Linked DNA regions of Homo sapiens: region 1 is linked to region 2. The links are chromatin loops, found by intact Hi-C in ENCODE. Cell type or tissue: mammary epithelial cell. All regions are shown on one strand. Each heading gives the region's core, and the rest is flanking DNA. Links, peaks and the distances in the headings are about the cores only.

Region 1 (15,823 bases), core at 2,824-10,823, 170 kb after region 2:
GAGTCTGAGACCAGCCTGGGCAACATGGCAAAACCCCGTCTCTACAAAAAATACAAAAATTAGCCGGGTGTGGTGGTATGCACTTGTAGTCCCAGCTACTCAGGAGGCTGGGATGGGAGTATCACCTGAAGTCATGGCTGCAGTGAGCTGTGATTGTGCCACTGCACTCCAGTCTGGATGAAATCCTGTATCAAAAAAAAAAAAAAAAAGATTTAAAAACTTCTAGCCGGGCGCGGTGGCTCACGCCTTTAATCCCAGCACTTTGGGAGGCCAAGGCAGGTGGATCATGAGGTCAGGAGTTTGAAACCAGCCTGACCAATATGATGAAACCCCGTCTCTACTAAAAATACAAAAATTAGCTGGGTGTGGTGGTGCGCGCCTATAATCCCAGCTACTCAGGAGGCTGAAGTAAGAGAATTGCTTGGAGCCGGGAGACAGAGATTGCAGTGAGCTGAGATTGCGCCATTGCACTCCAGCCTGGGCAACAGAGCGAGAGCGAGACTCCGTCTCAAAACAACAACAACAACAACAACAACAACAACAACAACAACAAAAAACCTTCTGCTTTGTGAAAGGCACTGTCAAGAGAAGGAGAAGAGAAGTCATAGACTGGGAGAAAATATTTCTGCCAAATATATGCCTGACATAAGACTGTAATGCAAAACAAAGAACTCTTTAAAAAACAATAAGTAAAAGAACAGTTTGATTTAAACATGGGCAAAAGACCTGAAGACACCTCACCAAAGGAGAATACAGATGGCAAGGGGTTTATTTCTGGGCTTTTCAGTGTGTTTCATTGGTCTATATCTCTGTCTCCATGCCAGTACCACACAGAGGATTTTTAGGGCAGTGAAACTATTCTGTATGATTCTATTAATGACGGATCTATGTCATTATACATTTGTCAAAACCCATAGAATGAACAATACTAATGTAAATTTTGGACTTTGGGCAATAATGACATGTTAATGAAGGTTCATTGGTTTTAACAAGCACCATTCTGGTGCAGATTGTTAATAGATGGGGAGGCTATGCATGGATAGGGGCTAAAGGTGTGTGGGAACTCTGCACTTTCTGTATACTTTTGCTGTGAACCTAAAACTACTCTAAAAACTATGTGTGTGTGTGTGTGTGTGTGTGTATTTTGAGACAGAGTCTTGCTTGGTCTGTTGCCCAGGCTGGAGTGCAGTGGGGCATCTCGGCTTGCTGCAACCTCCGCTTCCCGGGTTCAAGCAATTCTCCTGCCTCAGCCTCCCGAGTAGCTGTGATTACAGGCACCTGCCACCGCGCCCAGCTAATTTTTGTATTTTTAGCAGAGACGGGATTTCATCACAGTGGCCAGGCTGGTCTTGAACTCCTGACCTCAGGTGATCTGCCCACCTCAGCCTCCCAAAATGCTGGGATTACAGGTGTGAGCCACCACACCTGACCAAAAAAAGAAATCTATCTTTTAAAAGTCTAATGAAAAGCTGATATGCAGCCAAGAATATGAAAGATGCCAGTGAGTTGCCTTTTAATCCATAAAAATTAATTAGGTATTATCATCATCAACATTTTTCTAAACAGAAGTTAAATGTTGCATCTGATGTTAAATGTTGTTGAAGTAGCAGAGTGAGGCTTTAACTCTTAGACTATGTGATTCCAAATTCTCTGCTAGCTCAATAGCATTGGAATAGCAATGAGATTTCATGAAAAATGATGAAGGCAAGTAAAGGTATCCTTTTGCTATGGAGTAGAAAGTTCTACCACAGGGATATCCAGGAAGTGAGAAAAGCCAGAAGAGATAAATGTGGCAGCCTCGGCTGGTCAGAGAATAATTCCCAAAGGAGATGATGCATGTGCTAAGAGTTTCTCAGCAAGTAGAAATGAACCTGTGGAACTCAAACAACTCAGCAAGAAAAAAACAAATAATCCCATCAAAAAGTGGGCGGTGGATAAGAATAGACAGTTCTCGGCCGGGCACAGTGGCTCACGCCTGTAATCCAGCACTTTAGGAGGCTGAGGTGGGCAGATCACGAGGTCAGGAGATCAAGACCATCCTGGCTAACACGGTGAAACCCCGTCTCTACTAAAAATACAAAAAATTAGCGGGGCATGGTGGCGGGCACCTGTAGTCCCAGCTACTCAGGAGGCTGAGGCAGGAGAATGGCGTGAACCCAGAAGGCGGAGCTTGCAGTGAGCCGAGATCGCACCACTGCACTCCAGCCTTGGGCAACAGAGCGAGACTCCACCTCAAAAAAAAAGAAGAAGAATAGACAGTTCTCAAAAGAAGATATACAGTCAACAAACACATGAAAAAAATGCTCAACATCACTAATCATCAGGGAAATGCAAATTAAAACTACAATAACATACCACCTTACTCCTGCAAGAATGGCCATAATTAAAAAGTCACAAAACAATAGATATTGATGGTGTGGAAGTAGTGAAAAGAGAACACTTTCACATTGCTGGTGGGGATGTAAATTAGTACAACCATACTGTAGAAAACAGTGTGGAGATTCCTTAAAGAACTAAAAGTAGATCTACCATTCAATCCAGCAATCCCACGACTGGGTATCTACCCAGAGGAAAAGAAGTCATTACATGAAAAAGACACTTGCACACGCATGTTTATAGCAGCACAATTCACAATTGCAAAGATATGGAACCAATCTAAATGCCCATTGACCAACAAGTGGATCAAGAAAATATGGTATATATACATCATGGAATACATCTCAGCCATAAAAAGGAACAAAATAATGTCTTTTGCAGCAACTTGGATGGAGCTGGAGGCCACTATTCTAAATGAAGTAACTTAGGAATGGAAAACCAAATACCATATGTTCTCACTCATAAGTGAAAGCTAAATTATGAGGACGCAAATGCCTAAGAACGTCATAATGGACTGTGGAAACTTGGGAGGGGGACAGTTGGGAGCAGAGTGAAGGATAAAAGACCATATACTGGGTACAGTATACACTGCTTTATGGATGCACTAAATCTCAGAAATCACCACGAAAGAACTTATCCATGTAACCAAAGCCCAACTATACCCCAAAAACTATTGAAATAAATATAAAAACAAATCCATTGAAGAGGCAAGCTGGATAGCTCCCATTTACCCTTTTAGACCTGCTCTACACTCTTTTACATCTCTCTCTGCAACCAGATTCTGGGGGCCTCTGGCTCCCAGCTGGGTGCAGCATATGGAGTGGTTGTTTTATTCTGGGCCGCCCAGTGCCAACACCAACGCATACAGCAGCCTCTGCAGGGGGCCCTCTTTCAACCCTTCTCTCACCTGTTTCTCATTAAAGTCCTTCTCTGTTGCCCCATCAGGGCTAGTAATACTAAGTGTCTCACCATTATTGCTAGCCGCAGGGTGATTCCTCTCCTTGTTAGTTTCTCTAAACACAGCCCACACTTTTGGAAAGAGGCCCTATGGTTCCATCTATCAAGAGGACCATCTGTCTCCTGCTGCAAACTTGACCAATACAGAACAACATTAAAATCAGAAGAACAATATTAAAATCAGCTGGGCATTGAGGAGTGAATGGGCATGGAGAATTAGGGTAAATTCTGGAACAGGGGTCCCCAACCCCCTTCGCAGTACTGGTCCATGGCCTGTTAGGAGCCAGGCCATAGAGCAGAAGGTGAGCAGTGGGTGAGTAAGCAAAGCTTCGCCTGTATTTACAGCCACGCCCCATCACCGGCATTACCACCTGAGCACCTCCTCCTGTCTGATCAGCAGCATTAGATTCTCATAGGAGTGCAAACCCCATTGTGAACTGCGCATGCGAGGGATCTAGGTTGCAGGTTCCTTACCATAACCTAATGCTTGATGATCTGTCACTGTCTCCCATCACCCTTTGATAGGACCATCTCTAGTTGCAGGAAAACAAGCTCAGGGCTCCTACTGACTCTGCATTCTGGTGAGTTGTATAATCATTTCTTTACATATTACAATGTAATAATAATAGAAATAAAGTGCACAATAAACGTAATGCGCTTGAATCATCCCGAAATCACCTCCCCACCCCGCCCCTAGTCTGTGGAAAAATTGTCTTCCACAAAACTGGTCTCCGGTGCCAAAAAGGTTGGGGGCCACTGTTTTAGAAGACTCATATGGCAGAATTATAGATTACAAGGTTCAATAAATGCCAGGATTGTGGCTGGAAAGGAGGGTAGAAGTCAATTCCAGAAGGTGCCTTTCCTGTTGTGCAGTTGACTCAGAACTGGGATGCTAGAAAGTTGCCCTGTGATTTGTGGAGGGAATCCACACTAACCACAGGAAATCACCCATGACATTTGCAAGACAGAAGGAAGGAGAAACTGAACTAAGGGGTGGTAGCAGAACTGGACAGGAGGTAGTGCAGAGAAGAATTATTTACATGTTGAACCAATGGAGTTAAGAACTAAATGCTGGACCTCTTTTTTTTTTTTTTTTGGTGGAGATGGGATCTCACTATGTTGCCCCAGCTAGAGTGCAGTGGTGCAAACAAGGCTCACTGCAGCCTCAACCTCTTGGGCTCAAGTAATCCTCCTGCCTCAGCCTCCTGAGTAGCTGGGACTACAGGCACATGCCACCATGCCCAGCTAATTTTTAAAATGTTTATACAGATGAGGTCTCACTATGTTGCCGAGGCTAGTCTCAAACTCCTGAGCTCAAGTGATCCTCCCACCTTGGCCTCCCTAACTGCTGGGAACCACTGCACCCAGCCTACTGGGCATTTTTTAATGCCCAGCCTTAGCAAGGCATCTGCCTCACAGCAGACACTCAATGACTAGCACCTGGTGAATTTAGTCCAGTCGCGCCTTGATCTCCACCCAGCAGGTTATCAGTATTTGACTATACTAAACATTTCATTTAAAGAATGCTTTGAGCCCGGGCATGGTGGCTCATGCCTGTAACCCCAGCACTTTGGGAGGCCGAGGCGGGCAGATCACCTGAGGTCAGGGGTTTGAGACCAGGCTGGCCAACATAGTGAAATCCCGTCTCTACCAAAAATACAAAAATTAGCTGGGCATGATGGCGCACACCTGTAATCCCAGCTACATGGGAGGCTGAGGCAGGAGAATCACTTAAACCTGGGAGGCAGAGATTGCAGTGAGCTGAGATTGCGCCACTGCACTCCAGCTTGGGTGACTGAGACTCTGTCTCAAAAAAAAAAAAATGCTCTGCATGCCCGCCTGTAACCAAAAATAAATATTAATTGCTGAGTTACTTTTACTGTGGAAAAACTACTCATCTGCTTGACATTGCTCTTTCACCAAGGGGCATTCTGTTGTTTCACCTCTGCAATTTAAAATTTCTAGTGAAATTAAATTCTGTTACTTGTTGTGGCTGTGTACCATCTTAAACTATCATTAATCACAAAGACAGATAATACCAAGGAATGATTTCAATGCCGCACCTGCAAGTGGCGGAGAACTGCAAGCTGGAATCAGCCTCTGCCGAGGTGCAGGCCCCAAGAGACAGCAGCATCTGTGTAGAAACCAAACACATGCATTTTTTTCCTCTGTGTTTATAGAATTGTCTTCCGTTTACGGTCATTGATGCTGGATTTCCACGTACACAGGGATATGAAGTTTCCCATTTTAACAGATTCCCATTTTTAAGTAGAAGTATAGAAAAACTCTAAAAGTTAAATGATGAATAGTAGGTTTGGCAAGGACTGTTCCGTTTACCTAGTGCTGCACTAAAAAGCCATCCCAAAACAATGGCTTGAAACAATAGCCGAGGTTTATTTTGCTCAGGAATCTGGGGCTGACTGGGCTGCTAGGCAGCTGTTGCCTGGGGGCATCTCTAAGGTTCCAGTCCATGGAGGCTGCAGTCACACGCGAGTGTCCTCACTCACGCGCCCAGTGTCTGGGCTGGTAAGACTCCAGGCACTGGATGCTGGATAGGCTGGGCCTATTGGGTCTCTCTCTCTGAGGCGTCCCCACACAGCAGCTCAGGGCTGCCAGACTCCCAGCATGATGGTTAAAGGCTCCCAGAACAAGGATCCCAGGAGAACTGGCAGGACCTATGTGGCTTTCTATAAGCAGCCTCAGAAGGCACTCGGCTCTCTCCTGCTGTAATCATTAAGGGCTGTGGTTTAAGGTGAGGTTCGTGGCCTCTGTGTCTTGATGGGGAGAGTGTGGAAGAATTGGTGGATATGTTTGAAAGCCACCACCAGGGCAGAAAAAAAAATACTGAGAGGCTGAACATTAGGGGATATGGGGAAATGCCCCTGCAGGTTTTGAAAGTCTTTCTCACTTGGGGTTTGCCTGACCTCCCTGCAACTCATTTCCCAGCTCTCTGCATTCTGGAAAGTCATGCCCTTCTACCTCTGGGCCTTTGACTCTGCCTTCCCCCCTGCCAGGCAAGCCATTCCTCCCTCTGGCAAATTCATTCTTCAAGATCCAGTTTCATGGTGCTGTCTGCTAAGACAGGGCCCCCACCTCTGCCCTCTTCCTGCTGTGACCACACAGACTAGGCATGTTTTGCAGACTCTTTCTCCAGAAGGACCGGGCACACAGGAAACCAATGACCACTCACTTCCCCAAGGTCATCTTTCCTCAGAGGCACTGGCAAGACTCACTGTGTAAGCACAGGTTGATTTCAGCTCACCTGCTGTCATCCGTGCTTGTCCCTGGGGATGCCTTGGCCAAACCTGAAAGAAATGCAGGAACCAGTGATGAATAGTCCTGTGCTAGTGCCTGAGACAGGCCGGGGGCCTCCTGCAGCCACTTGTCCGCACTGCTCATGTACAGATGCGTGGGTGCACCTGCTTGCTCGTATGTCCGCCTGGTTTGGCTGCATGACAGCAAGGTATAAAAGATCCTTTCTGGTTTGAAACAGTGGTTCCCTGAGGTCAAGGTATCTCCCATGTGCCTGCTGGCCCCTTTCTCTCTCCTCCAGTGCTCTCTGCCGCCCCTTAAAAGGGTCCACCACATTTCCCACGAGGATCAAAGCAATTGTGTGGGAGAGAAGAGCTTGCCTCTGAAGGCAGGCCTTGGAGATGGCCTCTTATTGATGGTCCTCACCCCTTCCTCATGGTCCTGTGCTAACCAGGCCACACAGACCGAGTCCTCACTGCACCAGGCACCGCTGCCCCAGCTCCAGGCTGCCACCCTCTGGGCTCCAGCAGCTGGGGGTGCAGAGAGCACCTGGCTCCTCAGGACACAGAGGAAGCACCTCAATGCTCCCCTGGGCAGCTCAGCCATGCAGGTCCTTTCAAGCTATCAGAGCAGGGAAAGATGTCACTGTCCCCAGAGGAGACAGTGGGCAGGGTGCATCTGTCCCAGCCATCAGCAACCTCCACCCAAAGGCACCCCATGCACTCCAGTTAGCTCTGTCTTCACATGCCCTGGCATGAGCTGCAGCACTGCTCTGAGCTCCGGGAGCCAAGGAAGACAGCCAAATCCCCTGGGGCACTAGGTCACATGGCCCTGCAGCTCGGTCCCCGTTGCCCAAGCTCTGACTTCCCACTCCTGTTCCCTGCCCTCCAGGAAAAGCCACATGTTATACTCACCCTCACCTGCACCTCCCTTCACCCCTGGGTCTGGAATTGCTGGTGGGTTCAGGGATGAAGGATTTCCCACTGAGCAGACCTTGGGTGTGGACTTGAAGCTTCAAACCCTCCTTGCTCACTTCTCGGCTTAGTGCTGGGGCAAACAACCTGAAAACCGATCTGAGTCTCCAGGAGTGCTGCCCTCCCCCACTCCACCCCCAACACAGAGGGGCCCAGTGGGTCTTATTTCCATTGGAAATTTCACTGCTGGGTGGTTTAGAGTCCTTGTCATTCTCTTCCCTGTCCTAGCTCATGGATGTGTGTTACTGTTTCAGTTCGGAGCAGGGTCCTTAAAGGGGCAGGGTCATGGCTCCCCAGCCTCAGGGGTGTCATCAATAATGTTCTGGGCCAGGTGTGGTAGCTCATGCCTGTAATCCCAGCACTTTGGGAGGCTGAGGTGGGTGGATCACTTGAGGTCAGGAGTTCAGGACAAGCCTGGTCAACATGGTGAAACACTGTCTTTACTAAAAATACAAAAATTATCCAGGTGGTGCATGCCTGTAATCCCAGCTACTTGGGAGGCTGAGACAGGAGAATCACTTGAACCTGGGAGGCAGAGGTTGCAGTGAGTAGAGATCATGCCATTGCACTTCAGCCTGGGCAGCAGAGTGAGACTCTGTGGCAAAAGAAAAAAAAACAGTGTTCTGAATTATTCAAGCCCTGTCCTGGAGTCAAACTGAACTCTTCCCTCTAACTCCCCAACTAGCGCCACACTGAGGAGCAACAGCTGCCTTGAATCCCCCGCTGTTCCATTCACTAAACTAGATTAGATGGGGAGGGGGAGGGCATAGAAGGTGCTGGGGAGCTGCAGCCTCATTGTTGTGATTCATTCACTTAATGGATCTTGTGCAGAGCACAGTTCAAGGCCCTGGGGATGAAGTAGTGACCAAGACAGAGGAGGCCTCTCCCTGCCCTCCCCAGGCACCCAGTCCAGCAAGGAGTGGGGGATTTAGCCAGGAGAGGGTGTCAGTGAGGACAAAACGTGCTCAATGACAGGATACAGGGAGAGGGCAGAGGCGGCAAACCGCGGGTCAGGGAAGCCTCTCGTGGGAAGCACTGTTTAGCCTGGAACCTGAAGGACAAGAATGAGACTGCTCCAGGGAGAGTGAGGGCCAGGAGGAGGACACCAGTGCAGGGCCATGAGGTGGGAGAGGCTCAGGGGGCTCCAGGAGCATCAAGACAGGTGGCAAGAGTGACGAGAGCACAGAGAGGAAAGGGGGTAGGAGTCATGAGGGGCTGGCAGAGGGATTCCAGGGCGACCCCAGGGACCGGGCCTGTGAGTCAAGAGAAAGAGGCTGGATTGATTCTAGGCACTGGGAAGCCATGGAGGGATGTCAGCAGGGTTGATTTCACGAAGCTGCCTCTGGCTGCAGTGTTGGCACCTGGCTGGGATGGGGGCGGGAGAGGCAGCAGGAAGACCAGGGAGGAGGCTGGGGCAGGAGGTGTCCAGCTGGGAGGGGACCAGGGCCTGGAGAAGGGTGTGCATGGGCACGGAGAGAAGCAGATGTGCCCAAGACCCATGTTGCCTTCGGGCTGACAGAGGTGCTGATGGAACAGAGGTGTGGACGAGGAGGGAGGAATCCCAGATCAGAGTGCTCAGCACTGAGGGGTGCACTCTCAATCAGGGCCTGACCAGGGATGAAGGGAAGCTCTGAAGATGGGTGAGGGAGGGTGTCAGATCTCCATTAGGAAACGGAGTGGAGAATGGTCTGTGACTCTGCACGACTCCCTGGGAATCTTGCGCGTATCCACGCAGGCCACATAAGCAAGGCTCAGCTGCGGTCCAACCTGTGTCTCGGCTGAATGCCCTACAATTCCTCCTGCAGCCAGGGGAGCTAAGACTTGGGAGAAGCCACTGAGAGGTCTTTCTCAGCTGCAGGCTACAAAATTGTTTGGCTGTAATATGGAGGCAGCTCCTAAATGGCTGAGTGACCCTCTGCTCACACTGTCATCCGATCCCTCCGGGTCAGAGTCAGACTGTGGGATGAGGGACAAGGGAGCTGACCTCCTGCCCATTTTGCTTCTGCTGTTCTTGTAAATAATAAACTGTCTAAATCCACGTGGGCTCATTGTCTCATCCCTGGCTGGATGCATGGAAGTGCGCCAAATCCACCAGCAGCTGCAGTCATGTAGCCACCCACGCTGTCGCTTGGAAATTGCTTCACAGTTTGATAAATTGGTCCCAAACGTGGGGCCAGTAAGGGTACAATGCCTTTCTGGAGAGAAGACAGAAGAGGCCCACGTGGCCGACCAAATGAAGAGATGTGGAAGACCCCAGGATCGCCCAGGCATGCTGTCACCCAGGGAGGGTGAGAGGAGGGGAACAGGGTACCCCTCTGTCCTACCTCCTGAGGAATGTTTGCAGGCTGAGTAGCAAGAGGAAGAATTGAAACCAGCCAACCAAATGCTGCCCCTCCTGATGTCCAGAGAGTTCTTGGGCTCAGGGAGATGTAAAAATGAAAACAAAAACAAAACCAGACAGGATGAAATAGAGGAGGAGGCTGGGTCGGGGGCCTGGAAGGAGAGAGCAGCTCTGCACATCAGCCGATGCTGTGACTCCTGACTGCAAGGTCTGCTCCCACAGGGGAAGGGCCACAGTTAGGACAGTGGCCGGTGGGACAAGCACACACCTGGGAGCCCACCAGGCTTCACCTGCCCAGCCACTTGATGGCAGTAAAGCAGCATAGAATAGAAGAGGGCAGGGGCCACAGCACTAAAGAGCTGTAGAGGAAGAGGTGCGTAAGGAAACCATCCAGCAGCTGTGCGGACTGCCCTCCCCAGCCAATTAGTCCTGAAGAGCCTTGAAAATTATGAGTGTGCGTGGCGGACAATTACTCAGCCTGGAGCCAGTTGCAGCAGGATGCTGGCAGTCAACAAAGGTGACCCCTGGTGTTCTGAGTACAGCAGTGACTTGACAGACAGGGCCCAGCACACCCCCTCGAGTGGTAATTACTGACTTGCAGCTGGGTGTAGGTAGACACTGAGGGTAGAGCTCCCCATGCATGGTTCCTCCCAGGCAGACCCTTATAGGGTGGGTCTGGAGGAAAGACACCAACACAGTGGACACTGCCCAGCAAATGTCTGTCATCAAATGACAGGGGGACAGCCAAGAAAGGAGGAAGCCAGGCATCAATGGAATCTCCCATCAGCCTGAAAAAGTGGCAATCACCCGCCAGGGGCAGCTACCCCAGACCTGGGGTCTGCACCAGCACCTCAGGCTCCTTGTGAACTTCACCACAGCGCAGTCCCTGAGGAGGCCTGGGCCTGATTCACAGACAGATCAGCCAAGCTACAGGACCCACAGAAAACACTGATGAAAGCTGCATATGAAGAAAGAAGTCTGGCCAGGGGCAGTGGTGCAGGCTATGGTTCTTGCCCTGGAAACAGCCCCCACCAAAGTTCACAGCCAGTGGGCTGACCATGTGGTCTGGCACTTGACAATGGAACAACTGGATGTCAAGTCCCAACCCTGGTTGGGACAAACATTAGGCTTCAGATTGCACAGGGCCCAGGGCCTCTGAAAACCCAGTGAAAAGGACCCCTTGGCAGTGAACGTCAGTGAAACCAATAAGCTGACCAATTCTGCATAGCCCAGGTAAGCATCAGAGCCACCTGGATACACCATCACACGAGGCCTGGCCATCTGTCCATAGCTCAGGACTGGGGCCCACGTCAAAGCCTAGTGAGGCCAGCACATGAGGCCAAGCAAGCCTGCAAGTGTACCAGCTCCACAGTCAAGGGACAAAGTGACTCCAGTGCACACAGCGACCTGTGCACTCCAGTACACTGACCTGGCCAGTCCTGGAAAACAGACTCCACGGACCCCTTCCCCTTCTGCCAGGAGCACCACTGGGTGCTGACGACCGTAGATGCAGCAATTCCCATCTGCGGGGAACGTGGGCCGTGCTGCTTGACAAGTCCTAAATGTACTGCTGCATATCTGAACTCCTGGAGCACATCCAGTCGGACAATGATGCCGCCCTCATAGCCAAGAGAACCAGCAATAGGCAGCTATCTGAGGGCTGCTGTGTGGGACATTTCATGTCGCCTACCACCCACAGACAGCAGGTGACTTAAAAGATGAACTAAAAAAAAAAAAACTGAAAAGATAAGTGGACTCTAATTGTGGCAATTCTCCAGGAAGGTACCATTCATTTAAATAAAATATTTAGTTATGAGGTAGGGAGGGGGAATAAGAAAAGACCCACACTGGCTGTGAGAGACCCTGCTGCATAATTCATCCTCCTCACTCTTCTCTGCCCACCTCCATCCCTGCATGGAGGAACCCGGGCTACTGACCCGTGGGCTGCAAGGTGGGGGTTGGTGTGGGAGATGCTAATCCGGTCACTCTTACCTCCTGGCTCTGCGTGCGAGCGCTGGGCAGTTGTGGATATTGATGATAATGATCATGATCATTATCTCAGGCGTGATCACTCCTAAGAGTGCCGCTGGCGCAGCCCGCACGTCTGGGGTGATACATAGTAATCACCTCCAGAAGAACACTGTGGGTTAGGAATAGTGAGGATTTCGAAAAGCGGAGCAGCTCTGCTGGAGGAGAAGGAACACCCTAGGCTCCCGGAGGCATAGAGAGGCCAGACCATTAGCGTCTTTTGGCTCTCGCCTGCAGGACACCTGGCCCACCTGTCGTCTCAGAATGCTGTGGTCACCTTGTCCCAGACCATTACCACTGCCCTCAGTCTAACTCCTGGACACCCATTCTCTCAAGAGAGCCTCAACTGAGGACTGTTGACTTTGGAGGCAAGACAGCCCCCGCCAAAGCAATGAAACATGATTAATTTTCCAGACACTGATGAGGCCTCCCTTGGCCTCATCTTATTATCGCTGGTACCCTACTGCCAAAACAAACGAACAAACAAACCAAACACTCTCTTGTGTGCTTTTCACAGATCATAGCTACTGCTCTGAATTTAATGAGCCACTGGACCTATCATCCTCCACCTGACCCTGATGACTAGACCGCACTCCCTCATTTCCACCTCCTCCCAAATACTTTTGGACATGAGGGGCCAGGCCTCAGCCAGGGGGCATATGAGAAGATCACTTTGGGAGAAACTTGCCTGTCTTGAAGGCAAGGAACAGGGACAGGTGGCCAAACACCTGGGCTCCAGCTCTGCACCTGGTAGTGCTGGAGTCGTGCAGTCACCCAGCTGGCACCTGGGCTCTGGTATGAGGCCGTGTGGGTCCAGTCCATCATAGCTACTCAGCCCCCTGTTTATTGGGGACAGAGTGTGTGTTTCTGCTTGCTCCTGAGGGCCTAGGTTTCCTGGGTTGTGACTCCTGGGGCTTTGGTCATGAGGAAGTTGAGATAAAGCCCATAAAGTGCTTAGCCCGCACGTGGGTCCTCTTCAGTGCATCCAGAGCCCAAGCGGCATCTCTTGCCTGCCCTTCACAGCAAAGGGTGCTCCTCATGGCAGAACAGGGTGTCTGGGCAGCTCCTTTGCTTACAGACAACAAACAGGACCCAGTTAGGAAAAGGACTTGGCCAAGGTCCCAGAGAGACCAAGACCTGGCAGCCTGGACCCCATCCCAGGTTCTCGCCCGCAGCAAGAGTAAACACCAGAGTACGTGTCTGTACAACCCTTGACAAAGCCAACCAGAAAAGCCCTGACCCGATCTGAGCTTGACCTTGACCCTCATTCTCACTCCAGTCCCTAAATCTAACTTGACACTGACCCTGACTTCAACCCTAATCCCTAATTGTATCCCTCACACTGACTTTAACCCAGACCCTCGCCTTATCCTTTCCCAGGTGCCCATAAGAGGGCAGCCCCTGTCCCCTGCTGGGCCCCAGTGGTCAGCCGTCCCTCTGGGAGAGTGACAGCTGAGGTCCTGGGGCCCTCCTTAGGGCCCTACTAGTGAGCATCTGCTTCACTCACACAGTGACACTAAGCACCTCTCCAGCAGCCCCTGGTCACCCCTCTGGCCTCAGCATCCCTCCAGCCTTCTCTGGAGCTGCAGTAGGCAAGGGGCATGCACAGTGGGCACCCTGCTCACGCACTGGCTCCAGCATCCTCGGGGGTGGTGTGAATGAACAGAGGCTTGGTCAGCACTCGGGTCCCTCAGATGCCTGCCAGCTCCCACTGTGGGGCAGCTGTTCCAGACCATACTCCAGACAGGGAACAGGGCTGCCATCCAGGAGGCCCCTGGGGAGGCTCGCTGACAAAGAAGTCAGCAGTCCCTTCAGAGGACTTCATGGGGCCATGCTGTGCCCTGGTCCCTTTCAGAACGCCCTCTCCATCCACCACTACCTCTGGGTCACTGGCTATAGCCTGGCCACGCCACTCTGTGGCTTTCCTGCAGCTGGAGCTCCAACCAAGCAGTAGGGCAGTGCCTGGAGGTGTCCTGCCACACTGGCATCATAGCTGCCTGGTGTGGGCACACGGCCCCAGGAGGGCCAGGCCTGAGCCTCTGGTGCCGTGTGTGACTATGGAGCAAGGCACAGAGGGTGTCCATCTTTTCTTCCCCTTCTCCTGAGGCATCAGCATCAACTTGCTGTCTACTCCTGGCCTGTGTTTGCCCGGGGCTCCATTTCCCTGGGGCCCGTCCATCCTGGACACACCAGAGGGGTTGTTTGCACGGATGCTTCTCCAGCCAGTCTGAGATGCTGACCTACTCTGGGGGTCAGGCCCTTCAGAGTCCAACCCCTCCCGTGTCAACCTGTATTCTGTCCTCGTCCCCAACTGCTGTGGAGCACAGGCCCCTGGCGAGGCGGCCTGCACTGTGCCCGGGGGAAGGATGGGAAGAAGACACCACAGAGGACTGTTGACTTTGGAGGCAAGAGAGCCCCCGCCAAAGCAATGAAACATGGGCCCAGGTCTGGAAAGGGGCTGTGAAGAGAGAAGCCTTCTTCCTAGGGGAACAGGGGCTTCATATGACCTAGGCCTGCAAGGATGGATCTGCCTAGGACCTAGTGGGACTGGAGGAGGGCATTTCTGCAAGAAAAGAGATGAGTGAGAGGGGCAGGAGCAGGAGGGCAGGGCAGAACAGGGTGGCAGATGGAGTTGACTGGTGAAGGGAGTAGTGGGCCTGGGGGAAGCAGGACTAGAGGTTGTATGATTGACTGCATGCAGGCCCGGGTGCAGTTGTGGGTGGGGCGGTTGTCCAGGGCCAGGGCTGCCGTCTAGGATAAGCAGGTGGTCCGGCTGTGCAACCTGGACACATCTGCTCACTGAAAAGGCCTTTGGCCCCTTGGGTATCTGTCATTCTCAGCCCCACGTCCTGGCCCCCGAGGGCAAGGCCAATGTGTTTGAGTCCCACTGTAGCCTGGGACTCAGCCCTTACAGGAGAGGAAACTGCCTGAGTCCGTGAATGGGCCGTGTCTCCCTGTGCCTCTCTCCACTCTGTCCCAGGTGATTGTGAAGTGCCATTTGGGATTATTAGGAAGAATCTTAGCACTTCCTCAAGATCACCACTGAAGAGAGAATCCTCATCCCGGGAAAGAGGTGGGAACTAGAATGGTGGAGGGACTGGAGCTAGGCCCTGCCAGGCTGCTCTGAACATCAGTGAGATCACTGAGGTGCTAGGGTCCCTGCTGGCCAACCCTGCCATCCAGAGACTGGGCACCAGCAGGCTCTCTGGGCAGCCAGGGGCTCCTGCAGCAGCTGGGAGAGGTCACCCTGGAATGTGGACTGGGTGGGTCTTCTGTGCATGAAGCACTCACTGCAGTGGTCAGGCTCATCTACAGCAAGGACTCCTGCCTGCCTGCCTGCTCTGTGGGTTTCGTTGTAAGGGTCTGATATAGCTCTGTCTGCCCTTGGACTCTTCCAGGACCCTTTTAAAACACTGCAGCCCCCTAGGCTCTGTCCAGATGCTCTTTTTTATTTATTTTATTTTTATTTTTATTTTTATTTTTGAGGCAGGGTTTCATTTTGTCACCCAGGATTGAGTGCAGAGGTGCGATCTCCGCTCACTGCAACCTCGACCCTCCAGGCTCAGGGATCTTCCCACCTCAGCCTCCCGAGTAGCTGGGACCACAGGCACACACCAACACACCCAGCTAATTATTTTATTTTGTATTTGTAGAGACAGGGTCTCACTATGTTGCCCAGGCTGGTCTTGAACTCTCAGTTTCCAGCAGCCTTCCTGCCTCAGCCTCCCAAAGTGAGCCACTGTGCCCAGCCAGAGGCTCCAGTTCCACTGGTGTTGGGTGAGGCCTAGTGAGAGGGTGGGCAGAGGGCCTTGTTGAATCTGAACTGCAGCAAGGGCTCGCAGATCTCAAAGGAGGCAGGGAAGTGTGCTGGGGTCCCGTCAGCATCGCATGAACT
Region 2 (15,823 bases), core at 5,233-13,232:
AGAATCCAGCTTCCTGACTCCTTGCACTTAGAGGGGTTCCCTCAACTAAAGCCATCCTCACAGAGCATTTATCCTGGACCAGGTCCTTGTTAGGTACTGGGTCACCAAACTGAGTTAGACTCAGTTCTGCCCCCAAGGGCAACAGACAAGGGAATAGTCAGTTACCACCATAGGAGATGAGAATGTCCATGGACCACGGTAACAGAAGAAGCATGGAGAACCACGCCTGTGCCCAAGGCTCTGTGCGTGGTAGGGAATCTGCCTCCCACCTGTGGCAGCTCTGGAGGAGGGGCAGCCTGACCTGTGACAGGCAGGGAAAACCCCATAGCCCCCTCTCTCCCACCCTGGCATCTTCCAGCAACCTCCACAAAGTGGGTTTGGCCGGAACCAAGTGATTGAGGGGGAGATTACAGGGCCCGGGAATTGTGGGGCCCTGTGGGTACCTAGAAGACCATCTGCTTTTACTCTGAGGATGTAGGAGCCAAGGCAGAAGGCTGAGAATGGACTGAGAGGCAGAACAAGTGGGGAGCAGAGAGATGATTAGGGAGGCTCCAGCAGTGACCTGGGAGAGAGATGAAGTGGCTTTTCTGTTTGTTTGTTTGTTTGTTTGTTTGTTTGTTTGTGACAGAGTCTCGCTCTGTCACCCAGTCTGAAGTGCAGTGGCACGATCTCAACTCACTCCAACCTCTGCCTCCAGGGTTCAAGCGATTCTCCTGCCTCAGCCTCCCAAGTAGCAGGGATTACAGGCAAGTGCCACCACCCCTGGCTAATTTTTGTATTTTTAGTAGAGACGGGGTTTCACCATGGCTGGTTTCTAGGCTGGTCTCGAACTCCTGACTTCAAGTGATCTACCCACCTCAGCCTCCCAAAATGCTGGGATTACAGGCGTGAGCCACTGCGCCCGGCCAGAAGTGGCTTTGATTAGGATGTGGCAGTGGAGAAATAGTGAGATGGCTGGATTCTTGACATATTTTAAAGGAGGAGGTCATGGGATTTGCTTACATTACAAGGGGATGTGGGGTGTGAAGGAGAGAGGTGGATGATGGCACCAAGGTGTTTGGCCTGAGAAACTAAAAGGAGGTAGTTTCATTAACTGAGATGGGGAAGACTGGGAATAAAGCAGATTGAGGAGGAGGTGGATCAGAAGCTCCATTCTAATCATGGTAAGACTGACAGACCCCGGACACCCAGGTGGATCGTGGAAGAGCCAGCTCCCTGACTCGCTGCCATTCAGAATGGCATTGTTGCTATAAAAGCCAAAGTTAGAGGCCTTGAACTTTATTTAAAACTAATTTTTGGACCATGGGCTCATTTTCCTCCAAGAACAATGCCTATTCACACAAATTGCTGTGTCCAGCTCCTGGGGTTTGTAGAATGCTCTGTATCATGTCCCTGGATTGTTCTCACATTTCCAGAGTTTGGACTCCGCAACCTTCCTAACTACCCTTGAAACCCCACTCTGATGTTTCCACACCATGCCCATTGTGCCTGTGGTGATGGATTGTCATGCCCTTGGCTGCAGGGACCTGCCACTCTCCTGCCTTATTTCATGCACGTTGGTTCCTTCCTTGCTCGTGGACCCAGAGAGGCACTAAAGCTTTTCTCTGCATGGTCCCTATCTGGTGCTGGGCCTGGCTCTGGGAATTTCAAATTAAAACCTGCTTGTGGTCAATTGTTGACAGCATCATGGCCTTTCCATGAGAGTAATAGCAGGAAATGTGTGTCCCAGCTACAAAGAGGACAATGGCACATTCACGGGCCTCAAAAGGGTTTGTGTGCAGCTTTGGACAATGTTGATTTGTTATTTTACGGGTCACTCTGCATTGCCCACCATTGTCAGTACACAAAAGAACGTATTGAGACTAGATCTGAGCAGTGAAATACAAGACGTGAGAATTAAACCTAGGAGAGAAGTCTCAAGAAGGAAGCAAAACTTCCTCAAACTAGGCATCTGCCCCAGGGACAGCCATGCAGCTTCCCCTCCAGGTGGGCCATGGGGGCTGACACATAAAAGACAGCAGCCCTGGACAGCAGGTACACAACTGCCAGTGGAAGTGCCCCAGCCTCCACCCTCCTCCACTGCTGATAGGCAGCACGGCCCAGCCACACTCCTTGCCCACAGCACTCACAGGCTGTCCCTGCCCTGGTGCATGATGTCTCTCCTTGGCCCCTCCAACTCTCAGGGCCATTTGAGTGCAGCCCCCCTCCAGGAAGCTCAGTACCTGCACCTTTGTGACCTCTTCCATCCTGCAACTCACCACCCTGCCTGGATCACCCCTGAGCAAGTGGTCCTGTAGAAGTTAGCAACTGCTTATGGAATCCTTTCCTAGGACAATTATCAACTAGGCTGGCCAGCTTGTTCCCTTAGCCATAGCTTTAATGTCCAGGAAACTGCTGGTCCCAAGATAGGAGGACAAAGTACAAATGAACTTTGCTTTAAAACCCACCAACAGGGCTAGGTGTGGTGGTTCACACTTGTAATCCCAGCACTTTGGGTACCTAGATGTTCCCCAAAGTCTGCCAAACAACTTTGTTCTTTCTTTTCTCCCTAGTTTTTACCCTTTACTCTCCAGAGCCCAGGCCCCAGCTCAAACACCTATGCCACTAAGACTTGGGTAATTGTGACTATTGTCATGATTAGCCAACATGGCGAAACCCCATCTCTACTAAAGATACAAAAATTAGCTGGGCCTGGTGGCAGGTGCCTGTAATCATAGCTACTCGGGAGGCTGAGGCAGAAGAATCACTTGAACCTGAAAGGCAGAGGTTGCAGGGAGCCGAGATTGTGCCATTGCACTCCAGCCTGGGAGACAGAGCAAGACTCCGTCAAAACAAAATAAAACAAAACTAAAAAACCACCAACAGATGTAGAAATTGGTGCAATCACTTTGGAAAACCATTTGGCAGCATCAGTTAAAGCAGGATATGCCTAATGACTAATGTGGGCTGGCAAGTGCTTAATAACCATCTCTGAAAATAGAGTTCCAACAAGAATATTGGAAAAATATTGAATTATTGAAAAAATAAAAACTATTGAGGTGTTTGTGGTAAAGAGTAAGAAGAAAGAGAAAAACACTGCACATGTCTCAGAACGTCACCCATTCATCAATGACATAAGCATTTTTTTTCATGAATCAGATAATAGTTTTTTGATACTGGAGAAATATTTTCTTACTTTTTATGCGACTCACAATGTCACAGCTATAGAGATGACACACACCTAAGTTTAGTCTGCATTATTAACATTTTCTCAGGCTGGGCACAGTGACTCATACCTGTAATCCCAACACTTTGGGAGGCCGAGGCAGGTGGATTGCCTGAGCCCAGGAGTTGGAGACCAGCCTGGACAACATGGAGAAACCCCATCTCTACCAAAAATAAACAAATAAATAAATAAAAATTAGTCTGGCTTGGTGGCGAGCACCTGTAGTTCCAGCTACCAGGGAGGCTGAGGTGGGAGGATCACCTGAGTCTGGGAGGTTGAGGCTGTAGTGAGCTGTGATCACACCATTGAACTCCAGCCTGGACATTAAAGTGAGACTCTGTCAAAAAAGAAAGGAGAAGGAAGGGAAGGGAAGGGAAGGGAAGGGAAGGGAAGGGAAGGGAAGGGAAGGGAAGGGAAGGGAAGGGAAGGGAAGGGAAGGGAAGGGAAAGGAAAGGAAGGGAGAAAGAGAGAGAAAGAAAGAAAGAAGAAAGAAAGAAAGAAAGAAAGAAAGAAAGAAAGAAAGAAAGAAAGAAAGAAGGAAGGAAGGAAGGAAGGAAGGAAGGAAGGAAGGAAGGAAGGAAAGAAAGAAAGAGAAAGAAAGGAAGGAAGGAAGGAAGGAAGGAAAGAAGGAAAGAGAAAGAAAGAAAGAAAGAAAAAGAAAGAAAGAAAGAAGGAAGGAAAGAAAGAAAGAAAGAAAGAGAAAGGGAGGAAGGGAGGGAGGGACAAGAGACAGACAGAGAGAAAGAGAGAGAAAGAAAACAAAGAAGAAAGAAAAAGAAAGAAAGAAAAACATTTTCTCTATCACTTTCTTAAGTCTAACTTTGGACAATCAACAAAACAATAAACCTATGAAGCCCTGATTTGTAGCATTTGCCAGTTTCTGTGGTGTAAAAACTCCTCCAATGACTGAGTTCAAGCTGCTGACATGGATGGGTGCCACTGAATTTGGAGTTGGGAGGAGATGAATGATATTCCACTGTTGTATAACATTCCCACCATACAGATACAATAGGCTGAAATAACCTCAAGAGCCACAGGAATGCAAGGGAAAGGGAAATCAGAATGGGGGAAAATTTTGCAAATCCCTGACAATGTTAACAGCCAGCTCCCATGAGCCAGAATGAGCCAACTCCAGCACAGCACTGCCTGGAACCCAGCCTCTCCTCTCCTAGGTGTACGCCCAGCAGAAATGCATACATGTGTACACCAAAAACACAAACAAGAATGTTGATAAGAGCATTGTCCATACATGTCCCAAATGTCTGTGAGTGGTAGATGGATAAATCAATTGTAATACTATCAACTAAGCAGTGAGAATGAGCTAACTTCTGCTGCCCACGACAATATGGTTGAATCTCACATGCATAGTATTGAGCATAAGAGGTTGGACACAAAAGAGCACCTACCACCTGCCTGCATTTATGTGAAGCTCACAAACAGTAAAAATCAGTGCCCGTGAGGCCACAAGATAGGGGAGTGTTAACCTTGGGGAAGAGGGGCAAGAAAGTGATTAATAGGAGCAAGAGTGGAGCCTGGGGGTGGAAATGTTTCTATTCCTTGATTTGGGTGGTGATTACACAAAAGTGTTCATTTTGTGATAACTCATCTAGCTACACAAATATTAATTGTGCATGTTTCTATATGTAGGTTAGGTGTCAGTATAAAGTTTATTTTATTTTATTTAGTTTAAAAAAAAACGGAGACAGGGATCTTGCTATGTTGGCCTGGGTAGCCTCAAACTCCTGGCCTCAAGCAATCCTCCTGCCTATGCCTCCCAGAGTGCTGGGACTATAGATGTGAGCTGCTGCACCCTGGCCAAAAGTTTATTTTTAAAAGCCCCCAGCAGGAAGGCATACAAATGACTTTGGCCTCATAAATAACCTTGGCACTCCCCAGAGGTGCTGTCCTTGTTTGGGATGTACCAGAGATGCCCTTGGAAGGCCCCCTGGAGGCTACAGAGCAAAGCTTTCTTGAAATATGGCCTCCTCCCTCAAATGTCAACCCTTGTCAATGGCTGAAGAGGGAAGGGAGGGGTCGGAGAAGACAAGAGCATGGAAATTCGTAAATGGACAATAGTCATGATTACCCAAGTCATAGTGGCATAGGTGTTTGAGCTGGGGCCTGGGCTCTGGCTAGCAAAGGGTAAAAACTAGGGAGGAAAGAAAGAACAAAGTTGTTTGGCAGACTTTGGGGAACATCTTCTGAACACTTACCATAGGATGCTGCTCTGAACACTGCTTGATCCTCAGCCATCTCCGTGAGGTAGGTCCTGTGACCATAATCCCCATCTCACAGATCAGGACACTGAGGCTTGGGGCAAGATGAAACTGAGGTTCCCTCCAGGCAGCGTCAGGCCTTAGGGGCTGTGCTGTCCTCACAACACCCCTACCCTTGCTCCCCTAAAAAATTGCATGTCCCTGCTGGGAAGGCAGTGCCAAGAAGGGCCTGGAATGTTCTGCCAATATCCACCCTCCTCCCATGCTGGAACTGAGCCCTTATGATCTGGGGGCCCCAGCATATTGTTGTCAATCAAAATTAGCTAAACTTGATGAAGCAAGAACATTAAAAGTGCCCAGAGGAGGAATAAGGAAACAGATGAAAAATGAAGTCAGACATTCCCAGCAGGTGCTAACACCTGAAGGTGTACAGTGTGTCTCACCCCATGCCCCTACCCACCACCTCGGGGCAGAGAGGTCAATTCTTTCACATCCTTGGGGGCTGCTGGGGAAGAAAGGAAGATGTATGGGCCTGGCCCTGGGATGATGCCTCCTCCCTGGCCAGCCCCACTGCTTACAGACCCTCTCTGGGACCCGGCTGCTCTCGGAGCAGAGCCAGCTCCTCTGGCTCTGGGAGCACCTACCAGGGCTGGGGGAATGAGCCTTCTTCCATTCCTTCTACTCATTAAATTCTGGATCAAGTCAGACCACAGCCCAGGGCCCCAGCTGGAGTTCCAGGGATCTGGGAAGCCAATAGCAGAAAGCCCAGGGTGCAGCCTGCCCAGCCTGAGGCAGGTGGCTGGCAGGTGATGATAAGGGCTGCTGGAGGGCCCCCACGCTTTGTTCCCCTCAGTGCCCGCTGTGCTCACTCAGGCCAGCTGTGAAGGCCACGTCACCGTCCACTGGGAAGTGAGGCGGAGCTCCCTGCTGGAGAGCCAGAATGGGCGGGAATGCAGGTACTGCTGGCACTCCCAGAGGGAGGGAAGGTGGGGAGCTCGGCTGAGGGGAAGTTTTCCAGAACTTCCTGGCCCCTCAGAAGAGCTCCCACCTTCCCTCCCTCTGGGAGTGCCAGCAGTTTCTGCATGGGAAAGAGGAAGCCCTGTATGGCAGGTGTCCACCCACAGTTCGGTGACAGCTGCTGGTGGAATTGAGGACCATCTGCTTGCTTAGTGCAGTCACAGGAATGCTGAACTCACAGGCTAAGGCTGGGGGCAGGGGCAGAGGCCCCAACATGGCTCCTAGGGAGAATTGCAGGCTCTCCTCTGAGGAAGAGACTTCAGGAGGTGCCCCAGCCCCAGGAGGCCCTCAACCCTAACCCTTGCCTGTGCCCAGTCACTCACTCTTAAAGCATCCATTCACATTGATTAGCTTTATTGCTTCCAGCAAATGTTGACATTCACCCCTGTAAAGTCTTCAAAGCCTTGGGGTCAGGGTTCACCTCCATATGCAGCAGTTTGTGGCGCATTCATTGTTGCTGCCATTTTCTGGTTTTGGAGACCAAGGCCCAGACAGGTCTGAAGGAAATAATGTATACAGTGGTCCATTTCCAAGACAAAGTGCCTTGAATCGGCTTAGGTCAGCAAACTGCAGAAGAAACAGAATGTACTAGGCTCCTGCTTGGATAGCCAAGGCCTGCTTGTTGGCCTCCCCTTTCCTCCCCCTTCCGCCACACTTGGTTGCCCTCACCTGAACCAACGAAGTTTAGTCTAAGGTAAAAGTTTAATAGTCTGCAAAATAGCTTGCTTTGTCTGTTCTTATCAGCCTGCCCAGCTACTTAGGTCATAAGTCAAATACTTAAAGAGCCCCTAAGCTAACCAGGATTGCAATGCATTGTGGGCTGCAACAAAATGCACCAAAACAACCCTAAAAACAAACAGACAAACAAACAAAACACCTGAAGCCCCTGACTAACAATCAATAGGCAACATCCAGGAAGATTGTAACCCCATAGTACTCAGCCTATTGGGAACCGGGGGAGGCACCTGCGCACTAGGGTATAAATTGCTTGTTGAAACTTTGCTGGGTGTGCCTGCATGCCACACACCCAATCTTGCAAGACCATCATTAAAAGTCTCACTTTCGCTATTCTCGGGGTCTCTGAGTCCATTCTTTGGGTTTGAATGGGGGAGTTTGTTTCTCAGAAGCCTATATTCCATCCATGAAGATGAGGTGATCTCCAGGCTGCATTAGGGAACTCATATATTCCCAGAGGAGGGAACAAAAGCAGTAGAATGAATTGCAGCTGGGAAGACTTTGGTACGATAGACACCAGAACTGCCACTCTCCACAGAGAGGGGTAAAGAAAGCTGTGGGGCCAAAAGAAGTCCAGCTCAGCCACATAGGTGGACCAAGATACCTTGTAAAGGCGCAAGTTTGGCCTCACTATCCAGCCCCCGTACCTCAACATGCACAGTGCATCTGTTGACCACAAAGACATTTCTTCATCATGGCCTGGCAGGACCCGGAGAAGACTATTTGCCTCATTTCACAAGTAAGAAAACTGGGTCTCACAAAGGAGAACTTACCTGCCCAATACATCCATGTTTTAAAATAAACTTTTTATTTTGGTATAGTTTTACAGTAAAGTTACAAAGACCGTTCAGAGATTTCCCATCCACCTCTCATCCAGTTTCCCCCATTGTTACCATCTTACGTTACTATGGTATATTTGTCAAAACTAAGAAGCTGACATTGATATGTTACTATTAACTAAATGCCAGACCTTATTTGGATTCCATCAACTTTTCTATTAATGTCCTCTTTTTTGTTCCAGAATCCCATCCAGGATACCACATTGCATTTACTTGTCATTTGTCCCAGCCTCCTCTGATCTGCTGTGACAGTTTTTGAGTTTTTCCTTAATTTTAATGACCTCAACAGTTTTGAGGAGTACTGGTCAGGCATCCTGTAGAATGTCCCCCAGTCTAAGTCTGTCTCATGTTTTTCTCACGATTAGACTGGGGTTACAGGTTGGGGGGAAGCACACTACAGAGGAGGAGCACCCTTCTTATCACAACCTATTAGAGGGTGCATTACATCCACACTGGTGATGCTCACCTTCATCACTGGGTTAAAGGTAGTATCTACCAGGTTTCTCTACTAGTTACTCTTTTTCCGTTTCCATACTCTGTTATTTGGAAGTGTCTAGCCTACCCAGAAAGAGGATGGTAGCAGCTGAACTAAGCCTCATCCCCTGGAGGGAGGACTGTCTAACATGCTATTTCAAATTCTGTTAAAAAAAAAAAAAGATTCGTCTTTGTACTCTATTTATTCAATCATTTATATCAGAATAGCCTCACTTATATTTAATACTTTGGGTTATAACACAATACAATACTATGTTAGTTATTTTGTTGTTCACATCGTTCCAGCATTGGCCATTGGGAGCTCCTTCAGGTTGGTTCCTGTGTCCCTCTGATGTGTTCCCACCCTTTTTGTTTTTGAGTACTTCCTTTCTTTCTGGTGCTACAAGATGCTCCAGGCTCTTGTATTTTATCAGTCATTTCTCCAAGGAGCCTTTGCTTCTTTTATTGGAGAAAGGTATTTAGAAACCAAGATGTGAGCACTGGGGTGTCATTGCCTCTAGGCCCTCTCAGCTGACTGAGCCAGGTAATATATGCATACATACTAAATTATTAGATATACACATATCCACATTGTTTCTGTATCTATCCATCTGTGTATATACTGAGCATCGTACTGATGTCTCCAACTGTAATCCCATCTCCAGGATTCATTCCAGCCTTCCTTTCTTGTTAATTGTAACTTTCCTCTCCCACAGTGTGAACAACCTGGCCCACCTTCTCTCATGTATTTACTTATTTGCTCATCCCCAGTACACCCATGAAGCTGTTTCAGAATCCTTAACCTGGGTACCCTTATGTAAAATAAATTTATCGACCGGGCACAGTGACTCATGCCTGTAATCCCAGCACTTTGGGAGGCCGAGGCGGGACGATCATGAGGTCAGGAGATCGAGACCATCCTGGCCAACATGGTGAAACCCCATCTCTACCAAAATTGCAAAAATTAGCTGGTCATGGTGGCATTGCCTGTAATCCAAGCTACTTGGGAGGCTTAGGCAGGAGAATCGCTTAAACCAGGGAGTCGGAGATTGCGGTGAGCCGAGATCGCGCCATTGCACTCCAGCCTGGGAGACAGAGCAAGACTCTGTCTCAAAAATAAATAAATATATATATATATATATATATATATATATATATATATATATATATTTATCAATTAGAGTACATTGTTCATAGTACCTTTCATCTTTAGCCTAATAATTTCCAGGCAAAATATTATCTTCCAATGTTATTTAGGCCAGTCCCTTCTCTCCCCCAGCCCCCACTGGTGCGGTTATATAATGAATTTGTAATAAAGTTTATATGCTTTTTATGCATTGTCTCCCAGCTCCGAACGCGTCCTTCAATATAGCATATGCGCTGACGTGGACTTCTCCAAGCATCTCTCTCCTTCAGTGAGCTCGGCAAGATTGCTCGGTAGAGGGCGGTGGAGGGACGTTGCAGGAGGAAGGGGCGCTCCTGCCATTTCCAGTGAGGGCCACGGGAGGGCGGTCCGGGTGTGAGGACTGCGGTCTGCTGCACCTGCAGCCTGGGTGTGGCGATGACCTTTTCTGCAGCCCTCTCAACACAGACCTCGGAGTCTCCGAGCAGCCTGTGTGCTCTGCAGGCCTGCTGTCCGTGCTGGCGCCCAGACTTCCTCTCCAAGCTCCCGCCTGCCCTGTGGCCCCGAAGGTTCCATGCTGAGCTGCAGCACTTCCTGCAAGCCTCCAGTGGCTCAGGCGCTCAAAAGGCCTCCTGTCCCCACTGTATGCCCATGTCACTGGTTCCCGATCCCCTGCTCCTTTGTCGGCTTACAGACAGTGGCCTGTTGCCTGCCCAACAAATTCCTGGCCAGCGCCAGCCTGACCAAACCGGTGAGAGTCCTCTGCTAGCAGGTGTGCTGACTGCACCTCCAAGAAGTCTGAACCCTTCCAAGCTTGTCCTTCCCAGGGTGCACTCCCTCAGCACGAGGATACAATGCAGTTTCTTCATTAACTCCTCTCCTGTCCTAGGATCACTCCCTCTGGGAAAGAAGACCAGCCTTGGCCCCAGAGGAATGTGTCCTAATTTAAAAAGCAGCTCAATTACTGCAGCACCTTGGGGACCAAGGCCAGTGGGATGAGAAATGCAGGTTCTGGTTCGTGCCCTGTGCCCCTGGGCTGGTGGCAGGAGCAGCGGGGCTGGTTAGCATCCCACTGTCAAACCCCAGCCTTGAACGTTCACCTGGAGCTTGGCCTGGGAGCCACTAACCATGGGTCACCTGGTCCAGGGACGTGAGACATACTCTCCACTGCCCCACAGGCAGAGCTACTCAGGCAGGGACCTGAGGCAGGCTGGTCTCAGGAACAGGTTGGCCACAGCTTCAACAGTAAGAGAGCGGGGATCACAAGAAAACCAGGCTTAAAGGAACCCAAAGTTACAAATTCACTTTCTCTCCTTTGAGTCCAGTGTGTTCTCTGTTCCCTGTGCTGATCATGGCATCCTTTGCTCAGTGATACTCTTTGCAGCATTTAGAAGGGTAGGTAGCACTCACTCTCTCAAGCCTGAACTGGAAATACTACCATAGCCAGGGTAGCTCACAACCCCAGCACAGCCACAGGACCTCTCATCCACCCTCCTTTATGTTTATAAATTTCTTTATGTTCTTAACTACAAGTGCATGATTTCCTAAGTGATGGCATTGTGGTTTTGTTCCTCACGTAAGAGGTATTTTGTTGTGTAGAAGCTCCAGCAGCTTGAATTCTTTACTCAATGCCATGATTGTGAGATAAGCCCATGTTGATCTATGTAGCTCTAGTTTAGGGAATGGCAAACCTCTTTCTGTAAAGAGCCAGATAATAAATATTTTAGGCTTTGTGGACCAAGAGGCAAATCAAAGATATTATGTAGGTCCTTATCTAGGTATAAGAAGGAAGACAAATTACCACAAAACTTTGTTGATGAAATTCAAAATGTAATATTATAATAAAATAATAATAATCAAATCAATTGTTTTGTAATACAGATCTAGAATAATGAAATTCTTTTGGGGAAAATATCAAAGTGACTATTTTTTATCTACTTCAAATATCCATCTTTATGAGTCATTCTTAGTTCTTGAGCCACACAGAAACTCGTGATGGGCCAGATTTGGTTGTGGGCCAAAGGTGACCAAACCCTACTCTAGTTCATTCATTTTCACTGCCGCATAGAATTCCACTGGATGACTCTAACAAAAGGTTTTATCTGTTCACTGGGAGGAGAGAGGAGTGTTCCAGTTGTTTCTATTTTAAAATTGTATTTCTATAAGTATTCTAATACATATCAGTATACTATACGTGCAAATGTTTATCTGGATGGTATACATACAAGTAGAATTGCTGAACAGGGCATGTGTATCTTTAATCCCAAACTGTTTCCCAAAGTGGCTGTACTAATTTCTAAGAGTGGCAGCTATATTTGTCCCTGTTGCTCCACAGGCTTATAAACATTTGGTATTTGGTCAGCAGGCTCTTCCAACACCCCTTTGAAGGCGTTTCATGTTTCCTGCCACAGGGTTGGGAGGAGGCTGTGTAGACCAAAACCACGTAATAAAAATAATAATCATTTTTATGTATGCCTTTTTTATGCCATTGACAACAGAATTATGAAAAAAAAAAAACAAATTCGAAACACACAAGTGACAAAAAAGTTCCAGAAGACAGAAGGACCAGGAGCAGCGAGGGCCACTGCCCACTTTGGAGGTTTTCCATTTTCGTGGCAAGAGCAGGCCCCAGGAGCTCTGCCAGTTAGGAACCTCTGCAGCCTGGGAGCACACGTGGATATCTGGTCTAGGTTCAGTAGGTGCCGCTGCCTGAGCTGCCCCGACTGCTGGGCAAGGAGGGATTTCCTGTAGCCATCCACAGACTTCCAAACTCACATGGTCTCATATTGATTCTGGATTGTTGGTTTACATAAGCCCTGGCGCAGGCTGCGAATTTTATCTCAGGGAAGTGGTGTATTTCAGCCAATGAACAGGTCATCAGAAATGAGAACTTTTAGAACATGGAGGGCAAGTCTTCTCATTGGGTTGCAGTTAAAAATTCTCAGTTGAATCATAAAACCAGTCGTTCAAAGGAAACTTTTAAAAGTACCAGCCCTGGAAAATTCTGTTCTTAGGAATCACATCTCAGCTTCAAGGAGGAACTAAACTGGCTGGTAAAACTTTTGATCTTGCATTCAGCACAGGGACAGTGTAAAAGGAAAGAAAAATAGTGGAAAGCATTTTCGTTAAACTTGACCGAGAGAGCAATTTCTTTGGAGAATAAGATCACAGAGGGTAGGCTGGCCACATTTGAAAGGGAAAAGAGGCTTACCTTGACCCAAAGGCTCTTACAGTTGGGAAACTAAAAGAGGGAATTATTTAAGTGTCATTAGGTCTGAGATGATGACACACCAGCAAGCCCCAACAGAAAAAGTGGTAAGTTATCAGAGAGGAAATGGAGGATTCCCCAGAGAATGCATAGATCCAGAAAACTGTGGACAGTTGCCCTCATAAAAACTGTAATAAGAGCAATTGCAAGACCATCCCCGTCCTCCCTCCTCCCACCCCTGGAACCCCAGACTGGGATAGTTCTATAGAGTTAACAGAATTTGGGACAGAATTCATTCAACATTCATTCAAATAATTACTGAATATCCAGGCACTGTTCAGATGAGCAAAAATTCCCTGCTTTTCTATGTCAAGACTGGCAGTTTCCTAGAAACCAAGGCTATGTCAAGAGGTGATTAAAAAATGAACAATTGTGGAAAAACAGAATAGTGAGAAAGAAAGAGAGTGTGGAAGGAGAGGGAGAGAGTTGCCACTTTATTGAGGGAATTTAAGGAAGGCCTCCCTAATAATTCAAGAGGAGGCCCAGAGGAGCTGACAGAATGAGCCATGCTCCAGGTTATTCTGTGAAAGGAAGAGCAAGGAGGCCAGCTTAGCCAGGGGGTGGCATTTGAATTTTTAAAAGGCTCTTTGGCGCTCTGTAAAGGATGATTTTTGAAAGACAATACTCGGGGATATAAACCAAAATTGTCCAGTCAAATAGTGAGGACCTGAACCCAAGGAAGTGGTGGCAGGTAGGAAAAGGAAAGTCCACACTAGCACAAGTATAGCTGCAGTTGCTTCCTATTCTTGTACCTGTTGTAGAGAGCAGGCAGGTGGCTCCAACCCTCAGGACAGCTGGGAAGTCAAGGAGGGTTTAAACGCAGGTGTATCATTTCTTAAGGCTTCCATGCAAAATACCACAAGCTGGACGCCTTAATACAAATGAATTCTCTCATAATTCTGGAGGCTAGAAGACCAAAATCAAAGTGTGAGCAGGGCCATGCCTCCTATAAAGGCTGGTCTAGAGAGAATCCTTTCTTGCCTCTTCCAGCTTCTGTGGGCTTCAGGTGTTCCTTGGCTTGTGCCAGCTTAACTCATGTCTCCACATGGCTTTCCCCTAGGTCTCTGTGTCTCAAATCTCACTCTGCCGCTCCCTTATAGAGATACCTGTCACTGGGTTTAAGGCCTACCCCAAATCCAGGACAGTCTTGCAATATAGCTTAGTTTTGTTTTTTAATGATGTTTGAGGCCCTGGCTAAAGAGGAGTCAGTCCACACTCCAACCACGTTTGTTATCTGGCCGTCACACTCCTGATCACTGTGCACCTGCCCTAGTAACCCCAAGGCCAGGAAATGATACCTGGTGTAATGCCTCTGTGACATAGCTGAATTTCTACCCCATTCTACCTCTGCTTATCTTTAAGAAATAGGACACCTGTGATACAAATTTCCCTTTGTAACCAGACCAACTAAGACTGGTTAGAACCAAGATAGACAATCAAATGACTTCAGAAAGATCTGAGGCTTTATTATAATGTCATTTCCATGCTAAATGACCCTCCCACAAGCACCATGGCAGTTGACAATCGCCATGACCATGACCAAAAGAGGCCATAAAAGGACAAAAAGGAAAGCAGCACTCCATTTCCAAGAAGTTCGCCACCCATCTCCAGAAAAGACCTGAATATTCCTCCCCTCATTTCTAATGTTCAACCCCTTCATTAGAGAAATCCTTCTTGAACATGGTAAAACCCCATCTCTACTAAAAATACAAAAACCAAAAACTAGACTTTGGGAGGCTGAGGCGGGCGGATCACAAGGTCAGGAGATCGAGATCATCCTGGCCAACACGGTGAAACCCCGTCTCTACTAAAAATACAAAAAATTGATTCTGCAGCATTCATTCAGGAAGCACTCATGAAGAGCCTACCAGGTGCCAGCCCTGGCCTGGGGCTGGGCTTAGAGCCGGGACAGGATGGCCCGGCATCTGCTCCATGGAGCTCACAGCCCAGCCTAGGCTGGCAACTCCAGTCTGCCCCAGTTTCCAGTTCTGTCCATTCCCCTTGCAGCTCAGCATGGATGAAGCTTTGAAATCCAGCTCTCCCTCTCCCTCTCCCTCTCCCTCTCCCTCTCCCTCTCCCTCTCCCTCTCCCGTCTCCCCACGGTCTCCCCCGTCTCCCCACGGTCTCCCTCTCCCTCTGTTTCCACGGTCTCCCTCTCATGCCGAGCCGAAGCTGGACTGTACTGCTGCCATCTCGGCTCACTGCAACCTCCCTGCCTGATTCTCCTGCCTCAGCTTGCCGAGTGCCTGCAATTGCAGGCACGCGCTGCCACACCTGACTGGTTTTCGTATTTTTTTTGGTGGAGACGGGGTTTCGCTGTGTTGGCCTGGCCGGTCTCCAGCTCCTAACCGCGAGTGATCCGCCAGCCTCGGCCTCCCGAGGTGCCGGGATTGCAGACGGAGTCTCGTTCACTCAGTGCTCAATGGTGCCCCGGCTGGAGTGCAGTGGCATGATCTCGGCTCGCTACAACCTCCACCTCCCAGCCGCCTGCCTTGGCCTCCCAAAGTGCCGAGATTGCATCCTCTGCCCGGCCGCCACCCCGTCTGGGAAGTGAGGAGCGTCTCTGCCTGGCCGCCCATCGTCTGGGATGTGAGGAGCCCCTCTGCCTGGCTGCCCAGTCTGGGAAGTGAGGAGCGTCTCCGTCCGGCCGCCATCCCATCTAGGAAGTGAGGAGCGCCTCTTCCCGGCCACCATCCCATCTAGGAAGTGAAGAGCGTCTCTGCCCGGCCGCCCATCGTCTGAGATGTGGGGAGTGCCTCTGCCCCGCCGCCCCGTCTGGGATGTGAGGAGCGCCTCTACCCTGCCGCGACCCCGTCTGGGAGGTGAGGAGCGTCTCTGCCCGGCCACCCCATCTGAGAAGTGAGGAGACCCTCTGCCTGGCAACCGCCCCGTCTGAGAAGTGAGGAGCCTCTCCGCCCGGCAGCCACACCGTCTGGGAAGTGAGGA

What was found. A loop is a pair of places that touch in the nucleus more often than their neighbours do. Peaks named below come from ENCODE experiments on the same cell type or tissue, not always from the same donor. Only the 100,000 strongest peaks of a DNase experiment are listed, where the experiment ranks them.
Region 1: a loop joins it to region 2, with 8 times the contacts of the local background. A loop is called at or near these places in 3 of 110 quality-filtered maps.

The regions. Positions count from the first base shown.
Region 1 is chr3:46,653,639-46,669,461 of GRCh38, forward strand. ALS2CL (ALS2 C-terminal like) reads right to left here. Exons shown (of 26, transcript NM_147129.5): 26 at 15,357-15,823. Among named protein-coding and RNA genes, the nearest start is that of ALS2CL, 32 kb to the right of the region's middle. RefSeq lists enhancers at 7,157-7,752, 8,733-9,378. In mammary epithelial cell, for the core only: CTCF peaks have their summits at 7,105 (motif pointing left) and 10,205 (motif pointing right); a DNase peak (open chromatin) is centred at 7,383.
Region 2 is chr3:46,478,921-46,494,743 of GRCh38, forward strand. It overlaps a transcript of LTF not described here. Among named protein-coding and RNA genes, the nearest start is that of RTP3, 11 kb to the right of the region's middle. RefSeq lists enhancers at 1-6, 9,660-10,436, 10,437-11,211. In mammary epithelial cell, for the core only: a CTCF peak has its summit at 9,955 (motif pointing right); DNase peaks (open chromatin) are centred at 9,941 and 11,171.